Regions from separate parts of the Homo sapiens genome. Here region 1 is linked to region 2. The links are chromatin loops, found by intact Hi-C in ENCODE. Cell type or tissue: mammary epithelial cell. All regions are shown on one strand. Each heading gives the region's core, and the rest is flanking DNA. Links, peaks and the distances in the headings are about the cores only. Region 1 overlaps SLC4A7 (solute carrier family 4 member 7). Region 2 has its middle 49 kb from the start of SLC4A7.

What was found. A loop is a pair of places that touch in the nucleus more often than their neighbours do. Peaks named below come from ENCODE experiments on the same cell type or tissue, not always from the same donor. Only the 100,000 strongest peaks of a DNase experiment are listed, where the experiment ranks them.
Region 1: a loop joins it to region 2, with 12 times the contacts of the local background. A loop is called at or near these places in 3 of 110 quality-filtered maps.

Annotation. Positions count from the first base shown.
Region 1 is chr3:27,429,810-27,432,309 of GRCh38, forward strand. It overlaps SLC4A7 (solute carrier family 4 member 7), which reads right to left. Exons shown (of 26, transcript NM_001321103.2): 7 at 1,489-1,860. Among named protein-coding and RNA genes, the nearest start is that of SLC4A7, 53 kb to the right of the region's middle. In mammary epithelial cell, for the core only: no CTCF peak of the experiment used is centred there; a DNase peak (open chromatin) is centred at 1,492.
Region 2 is chr3:27,530,449-27,537,304 of GRCh38, forward strand. No RefSeq gene overlaps it. Among named protein-coding and RNA genes, the nearest start is that of SLC4A7, 49 kb to the left of the region's middle. RefSeq lists enhancers at 2,156-3,098, 3,099-4,042 and a silencer at 3,410-3,704. In mammary epithelial cell, for the core only: a CTCF peak has its summit at 3,622; DNase peaks (open chromatin) are centred at 2,913, 3,593 and 4,863; H3K27ac peaks cover 2,500 bases.

The sequences.
Region 1 (2,500 bases), core at 1-2,500, 100 kb before region 2:
CTGCGCTCCAGTCTAGGCAACAGAGTAAGAACCTGTCTCTCCACCCCACCCGCCCAAGCAAAAAAAAAAAGCCTAAAATGTACTACATTCTTTGGAGAAAAGCATTAAATAGAAAAAAAGGTATGGCTGGGCCTGGTGACTCACACCTATAATCCCAGCATTTTGGGAGGCTACGGCAGGAGGATTGCTTGAGGCCAGGAGTTCAAGACCAGCCTGGGCAACACAGCAAGATACCGTCTCTACAAAAAACTTAGCCAGATGTTGTGGCATGTGCCTGTAGTCTCAGCTACTCAGAATGCTGAGTCAGGAGGATTGCTTGATCCCAGGAGTTCAAGGCTGCAGTGAGCTATGATTGTGGCACTGCAGTGAGCTATGATTGTGGCACTGCACTCCAGCCTGGGTGACAGAGTATGACTCTATCCCTATTTAAGGCACATCACTTCACTATAATTTATTTGTATGTGTTCATTCACCTTATGAGTGAACTGCATGCACACACACACACACACACAAAACCAAGCTACCAAGGCAAGACGCAATCAATGGCCCACACCTGTAATCTCAGCACTCTGGTAGGCCAAGGTGGGTGGATCACTTAAGCCCAGGAGTTCAAGACCAGCCTGGGCAACATGGTGAGACCTGGTCTCTACAAAACACGAAAATTAACCAGGCATGGTGACACGCCCCTGAGTCCCAGTTAACTGGGAAGCTGAGGCAGGAGGATTGCTTGAGTCCAGGAGGTGGAGGTTACAGTGAGCTGAGATCATGCCAGCCTCCAAAGCAAGACCCCGTCTCCAAAAAAAAAAAAAAAAAAAGTTCACCCAGCCTGGCCAGCATGGTGAAAACATGTCTCCACAAAAAAATACAAAAAATTAGCCAGACGTGGTGGCTCAGTCCTGTAGTCCCAGCTACTCAGGAGGCTGAGGCCATGAGAATCACTTGAACCCAGGGAGCAGAGGCTGCAGTGAGCTGAGATCACACCACTGCACTCCAGCCTGGGCAACAGAGTGAGACTCGGTCTAATAAAAATAAATACATAAATAAATATAAAATAAGTTCATGGCAAATTAAAACATTATAAAAAATGACTATGTTTTACTGAAGTGTTCAAATGTCTTGACCTTTAAATCTAAGTGAAACTTTTTAAAAGGGCTTAAATTATGTGTAGTCTTCTTTGTAGTCTTTTTGTAACTCAAATTTTTAATAATCTTACTCTTTTTTATTAGGTTGGTGTAAAAGCAATTGAGTTCTTGCCACTGAAAGTAATTTTTGCCATTGAAAGTAAAGCAAACTTTCAACGGCGAAAACCGCAATTACTTTTGCACCAACCTAACACAATCTATCATAAAGAAAAAAAAACATGCAGAAGTCAAAATAAATTATAAGCATTATCTACATATGCTGCTTAAGCTATGTGCTAAAAGGCATTCCAAGTGCAAGTGACTCAGAGGCAGAAAGCACCACACATGGAGGATTTTGGATAGTTGCCTGGAGTTAAGTCAACATTTTCCTCATTCTTCTGCTCCTCGCCTTTCAGCGCTGCTTCTAAGTCTTCCTCAGGCGGATGAATTACTACTGTGGGAATATCATCACTGGCAGGTGAAACCAGTAGTTCTGGGGCCTGACGCTGACTCTCTTGGGAACTTCTGGAGGTCAGGCGGCTGATGCTAGGGCTAGAAGGAGGACTGTTTTGAGGGGTGGGTACTGGGGTTGTACACCTTGAGCCTGCAGGGGTTCCAGCTCTTGAAGAAGGAAGAAGATGACCAAGAAGAAGAGATAAAGGTGATTCTCCTCTCAAGGAAAGGTTTGAGGCAGACAGACCTGTTCGCAAAGAGTGGCGGGAGGCTGAAAGGCCTTCCCCTGAGATAAAACAAATAAATGAAAAATGATGAAGTCCACTGCAGAAGGCAAATAGAGACATTTAAAAAAAAATCAATTTACACTATAAATTGCATACTTCAAAGGCCCAAAATTTCAAAGTCATGTGATGGTTAGCATGTCAATCGGGTTTTTACATGTTAGAAAGTCACTAAAAAGTTGGTTAAAACTGTAATTAGTTCTCAGAACACATAAAAAAAAATTGTTAATGACAGATGGTGGGGGCAATATCCTGTTAGAAATTAGAATGACCAATAGCATGGCATTTTTAAAAAGGACAATATCAATACAAAGTCACTGCTTAAACAATAAATAGCAAATGAAAATATGTAATACACAATTAATATAACTCAAACCAAAAATAACCAAAACTAATAGCTTATATTTAGCGTATTTTTCCTACATTTTACCAAACAGCTACAGACAATTATCTCTTAGAGAAAAAGTTCATGTTAACATTAAGTAATAATTTCTAACTTAAAACTGGTATTAAATATTTACAATATTAAGTCAGTAAGACACCATCTACAGGTGGTGCTGCTCTGAAGTTTTAAAAAAAGACAAATAACAGAAATTTTTTAAAAAGAGAAACACAATGTCAATTTTAAAGGATACATATTCT
Region 2 (6,856 bases), core at 2,395-4,894:
AGTCAATGACCCAGAAGGTGGAACTTAAGAGCATATTGTCCAAGATAGCATGATGCTGTTACATCACTTGAAATTATGCAGGCCAGACACGATGGCTCCTGCCTGTAATCCCAGCACTTTTGGGAGGCTGATGTGGGATCTCTTGAGGACTTGTGAGCTCAAGGTTGGGGCAAAGGAGGCCAGGAGTTCAAGATCAGTCTGGCCATCAAGCCAGACCCTGTCTATCCAAAAAATAAAATAATTAGCCGGGCATGGTGGCAAGCAACTGTAATCTTAGCTAATCAAGAGGCTGAGGCAGGAGGATTGCTTGAGCCCATTAACTGGAGATTGCAGTGAGCCATGGTCACACGATTGGACTCCAATCTTGGCAACAGAGTGAGGCACTGTCTCAAAAAAGAAAGAAGAAAAGAAAAGAAAAAAGATGAGGTTCTTCCTCTCAGAGGCCATCTGGAGTGGTTCTCAAATCTGACTATTTGTAAGCTTCATACGGAAAGATTTAAAAAAATCCTGATGCTCAGGATGCATCCTAGACAATTAAATCAGAATCTATCTTTCAACCTACCTCAAATGATTCCAATGTGTAGCCAAGGGAAAGAACCACAGCCCTAAGTGTGAGTTTATGAGACTGGGCTATCTGCCATTTCCAAATCTCATCAGAGCCCAAGGAGGGGTAGAGAGAAGTACATGTTATGGGGAGAGAAGTTGGGTATCCCTCCCTCTGCCAGGCCAACCTGCACTTTTAACTCGACCCCACTGTCACTTGGTAGTTAAATGAATGCATACTCTGGGTGATGTTTGTAGGGAAAAGAAAGAGAGATCAGACTGTTACTGTGTCTATGTAGAAAGGGAAGACATAAGAAATTCCATTTTGACCTGTACCCTGAACAATTGCTGTGTCCTGAGATGCTGTTAATCTGTAACTTTGCCGCAACCTCTTTGCCCTAACCTCTTTGCCCCAACCTTGAGCTCACAAAAACATGTGTTGTATGGAATCAAGGTTTAAGGGATCTAGGCCTGTGCAGGATATGCCTTGTTAACAAAATGTTTACAAGCACTATGCTTGGTAAAAGTCATCGCCATTCTCTAGTCTCGATAAACCAGAGGCACAATGCACTGCGGAAAGCCGCAGGGAACTCTGCCCTGGAAAGCCGGGTATTGTCCAAGGTTTCTCCCCATGTGATAGTCTGAAATATGGCCTCATGGGATGAGAAAGACCTGACCGTCCCCCAGCCTGACACCTGTGAAGGGTCTGTGCTGAGGTGGATTAGTAAAAGAGGAAAGCCTCTTGCAGTTGAGATAGAGGAAGGCCACTGTCTCCTGCCTGCACCGGGAACTGAATGTCTCGGTATAAAACCCGATTGTACATTTGTTCAATTCCGAGATAGGAGAAAAACCGCCCTATGGCAGAAGGCGAGACATGTTGGCAGCAATGCTGCTTTGTTATTCTTTACTCCACTGAAATGTTTGGGCGGATAGAAACATAACTCTGGCCTACGTGCACATCTAGGCATAGTACCTCTCCTTAAACTTAATTGTGACACAGATTCCTTGGCTCACATATTTTCTTGCTGATCCTCTCCTTATTATCACTCTGCTCTCCTACCACATTCCTCTTGCTGAGATAGTGAAAATAGTAATCAATAAAAACTGAGGGAACTCAGAGACCAGTGCCTGTGTAGGTCCTTGGTATGCTGAGTGCCGGTCTCCTGGGCCCACTGTTGTTTCTCTATACTTTGTCTCTGTGTCTTATTTCTTTACTCAGTCTCTCTTCCCACCTGACGAGATATACCCACAGGTGTGGAGGGGCAGGCCACCGCTTCAATGTTTGGGCTTTCTCAATAGGGTCTCATCCTCCATTCTTACCGACCAGAAGAAAAGTTGTGGTTGGTCAAAATCTGAGACATTAATGGGGCCACATTTTGGGGGTGTACCTCAAAAGCAGAGACCAAGCTTCATTCTTTCTCCTGTATTTCTAGCACTTGGGTGAACTGGACCATTTTTCTCTGGCCAGGCCACTTGCCTTAAAGTGGTGGGCTCAGGAACGTTGGCCCCCTGTGTCTCAGTATCTCTGCACCCGGAACAGGGTCTCTGAGAATCTCCGGATTGGAAAGTAGAGAACTTTAGCCCCAGGCCTGGGCCTTGCCTCCAGCACAGACTCCCAGAGGTTATTAGGCCTTCAGCTGGTGCTTCCTAAGTAGAAGGGTATTGTTTCCTATCCAGTCACCGATCCTTTTGTGTGCCCTCCCTTGGTTCAGAATCCCAAAGAGAATGAATGGGAGAACTCGAGTTCTAAATTCTGTCTTAGAAGCACTCAAATACAGTTTGTAGGGAGACTCCAAACTGGTCTCTCACTACCCTGACAGCCTAAAAACGCAGCTGGAATTTTGCATTCTCTTCCCCTAACCAATTAGTATATGCATTTCAAATACTATGCATAATATGCATATTAGTATATACAAGATAGGCTAAACACTGTGTGAAACTAAGAAGGTAAACCCTCTCCTAGCTTACAAACAATTGGTACAATTAAAAATATTTGACAATGGTGAAGGCATGGGCAATGGCTATTTACAAATCAAAATATAAATATTTTAATATTTTAGTAATAGGCGTGGTGGTACCAGTGTGTCTCAGTTAAATAGTAGTCTTGCCCCAAAGCGCTTTTGAATGCTTTGCCACCTATGCATCAGTGGATTCAGGAATGTAATGAGAGTTCTCAAAAGTAATGGAAGCAAAGCCAAGCAAGTCTCCCACTCCACACATCTTGCTTTTCCCTTTCTGTGTTGAGCTTTGGATCTTCCACAAAGGGGACTGGGTGCCCCTGCGGAAGTCCAGCCAGGGAGTAGTCAGACCTGGGGGGAGAGGATGGATTACAAGCCTGAATTTGCCTTCCCTACCAGACAAGCTCTGGCTTGAGGAATAGAGAAGTGAAAGAAAAAAGAGGTGCTTCGACTCAGTTGGAGACAGGGAGGGTTATGAGTGGAGTGAAGACAAGGCTCTTAATTCAAGCTGCCTCAAATTACATTTGTCCACACACGCAGCAAAATGCTGCTTAAAAAATAAATGAGGTTAATTTCTCTTTACGGGTTCCCTTTCATCTCAGGGTTTCAAAGCACTTTGCCACAAAAGATCCTTTATCTTCACAATTCTTTTTTTATCTAAATATAAACAGAGGGCCCTAAGTTTATATTTAAAGTTCAGTAAAGCCCTAAACTTTGGAAAGAAAAGGTACTTTAAAAATTCTTTTATCATTATAAGATCCAAGTAGCCAATCAAGGACCACACAGACAGAAAATCCACATTCAGATGAAAGGCCACACCTCTGCTCAGATGACCTGCGTGCTAATTAAAATCACAATTAAAACAAGCAGAGGGGATGGAGAGTGGTGACTTAACTTGCCCTTATCCCAGCAGATACACTCACAACTGACTCACACAGGATACATCGGATTTTCTCCAGCAGGCATTTGGAAAAAAGCAAAGAAGAAATTCTAGTTTTAGCTGCCCTCCATCTACTAACCCAGTAAACTCCATCCCTGGGTCGGTGACACATCCCTGACTCGCAGCCACCTCAGCAGAGCCCCATTCCGTGCAGGAAGAGCCAGCTTGGCCTCCTGGTGATGGGAATGTTGTTTGCATATGCATTTTTTCAGCAAAAGAAAGTCTCAAAATCTCCCTGGTTCCAGGGTGTGAGTCATTAGTGGGTGTTTGTTTTTTGGGTTCTGAGTGTGAGTCACCACCTTTCCTGCTGTTGGTCTTCTCAATCCTAGGGTAACAACTAAAAAGCGATGACTAGAGATGCCTGTGATGCTTAAAAGCGGACACCTGGACATTATTCATTTGGCAATTGTATCAACAATTAATTTTAAAGTTTGTTCTTTTCTCTGTAAACAAGTGTATAACGTTTATAAATAACAGTGGGAAAGAGGAAGGTGGGGGAAGGGAGAGAAACAAATCTAAAAAGGATATGACTGAGGTAAACGGAAGTAGAGTCTAGTCAAAGCCAAAATAGACAACTGCCTGTTTGTCAGCTAGAGGAGGGCCGGGGCTGGTGATGTTGACCAAACTCTATACATGAACAAGCATCTGATGCTGCTCTCTAGGACTTTTCCTCATTAGCCTGGGAGTGTGCGTCGGGAGGGCAGTCAGGAGGGACTGCCAGTGTTAACCATCAACTCTAGAATCTGAAAGAACAACATGGCTTTGAAATGACATCTTCCGGCCGGGTGCGGTGGCTCACGCCTGTAATCCCGGCACTTTGGGAGGCCAAGGCAGGCAGATCACAAGTTCAGGAGTTCGAGACCAGCCTGACCAACATGGTGAAACCCCGTCTCTACTAAAAATACAAAAATTAGCCAGGTGTAGTGGCATACGCCTGTAATCCCAGCTACTCAGGAGGCTGAGGCAGGAAAATCACTTGAACCTGGGAGGTGGAGGTTGCGGTGAGCCGAGATAGCACCATTGCACTCCAGCCTGGGAGACAGAGTGAGACTCTGTCTCAGAAAAAAAAAAAAGAAAAAAAAAAAGGACATCTTCCTGATGTTCCTCCCATTGGTGCTATGCCTGGTACCGTTTAGTACTGGGAAAGGACCTCAAGACCACCCAGAATTCTACAATGGAGAATGTTCTATAAAGTCACGGTGTCATGCCAGGACCAGGAACCAAAAAACAGCAGCTTGAAAACCAGTGATTTGACAATTTGGGCTACCCTAACGGCTAGTTTTTATTTCAGTGACATTGGGCAATAAATCAAGCCATTTAAGATGGTTGAAAGAAATCAAGATGACCACACACACACACACACACACACACACACACACACACACACAGAGCAGGTTTTGAGCTCATGGAGGACTCAACCTGGATTTGACTCAGAGAAGGCATTTGGCCACAGGCATTTCAGTTTGCTTTCAGAAAGTGAGGAATTACAAATGAAAAAAAGCTCTGACTTTTCAGCTGGTTTGAGTGTGGAAATCAAAGCTTGGCTTTTTTCTACCCAGAGGAGTCTAGGTACTCTGTGTCATTTCTAGTATATAATTACAATATATCTGTATGCCCACATATTGTCACTATATTAGGTATTTTACAAAGCCCAGAAAAACAGAGCCTCTGTCCTGGTGTTCCAAATGTTAGTCAACCTATTTAAACTCTTGGTAACAATGCTGAGGTAATGAAAATGAACTCAGCTGCCACTGTTGGCACAGACACAGCGGAAGGAAGAAGTATTATTTGATTCAAAGCATTCTCATTTAGGGGAGAAAAAATTATAATGCATATCACCACTAAGTGGAAAATAAAGATTATAAACTTGGAGTTGTATTCCTGAGACCTTGACATTTTAAAATAAAAGGCTTCAGTGTTTGCAGAATATTTTTTCATTAATGTCTCAGTTACTTGTTTTTAAGGATAATTATTTGTGGATATTACAAAAGAACTTCCTGAACTACCCATTTACTTGTGGGCATATACATTTGAAAGATGCCCCAGGCCCATTCCAAAGCAAAACAACACACACACCTAATTGTGACTTTATGCCTAACTAGCCTGGTATTCATGACACATCTTTAAAAATTCTCTCAAAAAAGTGACCAGTTGTTTGGCTCCTGCCTTTAATCCCAGCTCTTTGGAATACCAAGACAGGAGGATTACTTGAGGCCAGGAGCTTGAGAGCAGCCTGGGCGACATAGTGAGACCCTGTCTCTACAAAAAGGTTAAAAATTAGCTAGATATGGTGGTGTGCGTCTGTAGTCCCAGCTACTCAGGATGATGATGTGGGAGGATCACTTGAGCCCAGGAGTTCAAGCTTGCCCTGAGCTACAATTGCACCACTTCACTCCACCCTGGGCAACAGGGCAAGACCCTGCCTGTAAAAAAAAAAAAAAAAAAAATTAAAATTAAAATTCTATGAAAAACATGAAGACCTGGGATCAGACTCTGGCAGACTGACTTGTTAACACTTTTTCAGAAGAATTCTGCTCTTATCTCACTTAACCTTGGGTATCTTTTCTCAGAAAAGTGACTGATGAGATGTTCTCAAATCTTATGACAACCCATCAAGTTGCTTCCATGCTCATTCAGCTCAAGATATCCAAGAAGTCGGTACCTAGGGGCCATGTCTTTGCTGTCATCCTGATTCTTTAGCTGTAGATTATCAGTGTGCCTGTCCCAAGTCAGGCTAGTTTGGCAGAGAATCCCATATTCTCTTGTATGAGAGCATGGGGTGTGAAATTTGGAGATGTGGTGTTCCTTGCCATATGGAGGAAGCCAATTTTCAGAAAGAAAAAAAAAGAGCTCACACTTGGAGAGATGAGACAGAGAAAGTGCTGGCTGCATTTCAGTTTCTGGTTCTATTTGTCCCTAAGATCATTCAGCTTGCCACTTAGGGATAACATATGCCAGAATACTTTTTAAAGATGATCACCACTACCTTCTCCTTTTTTTTTTTTTTTTTTTGAGACAGAATTTCACTCTTGTTGCCCAGGCTGGAGTGCAATGGCGTGATCTCCGCTCACTGCAATCTCTGCCTCCTGGGTTCAAGCGATTCTCCTGCCTCAGCCTCCCGAAATAGCCGGGATTACAGGCACCCGCCATCACGCCCAGCTAATTTTTTTGTATTTTCAGTTGAGATGGGGTTTCACCATGTTGGCCAGGCTGGTCTATGAACTCCTGACCTCAGGTGATCCGCCCTCCTCGGCCTCCCAAAGTGCTGGGATTTTAGGCGTGAGCCACCGCGCCGGCCTTTTCGTTTTGTTTTGTTTTGTTTTTGGCCTAAGCTACTTCAGGTTGGGTTTCTAAAATACTGATCAAATTGATTATGAAAAAAAGTATCAAGATCAACACCATTTTTTTCTTAAGG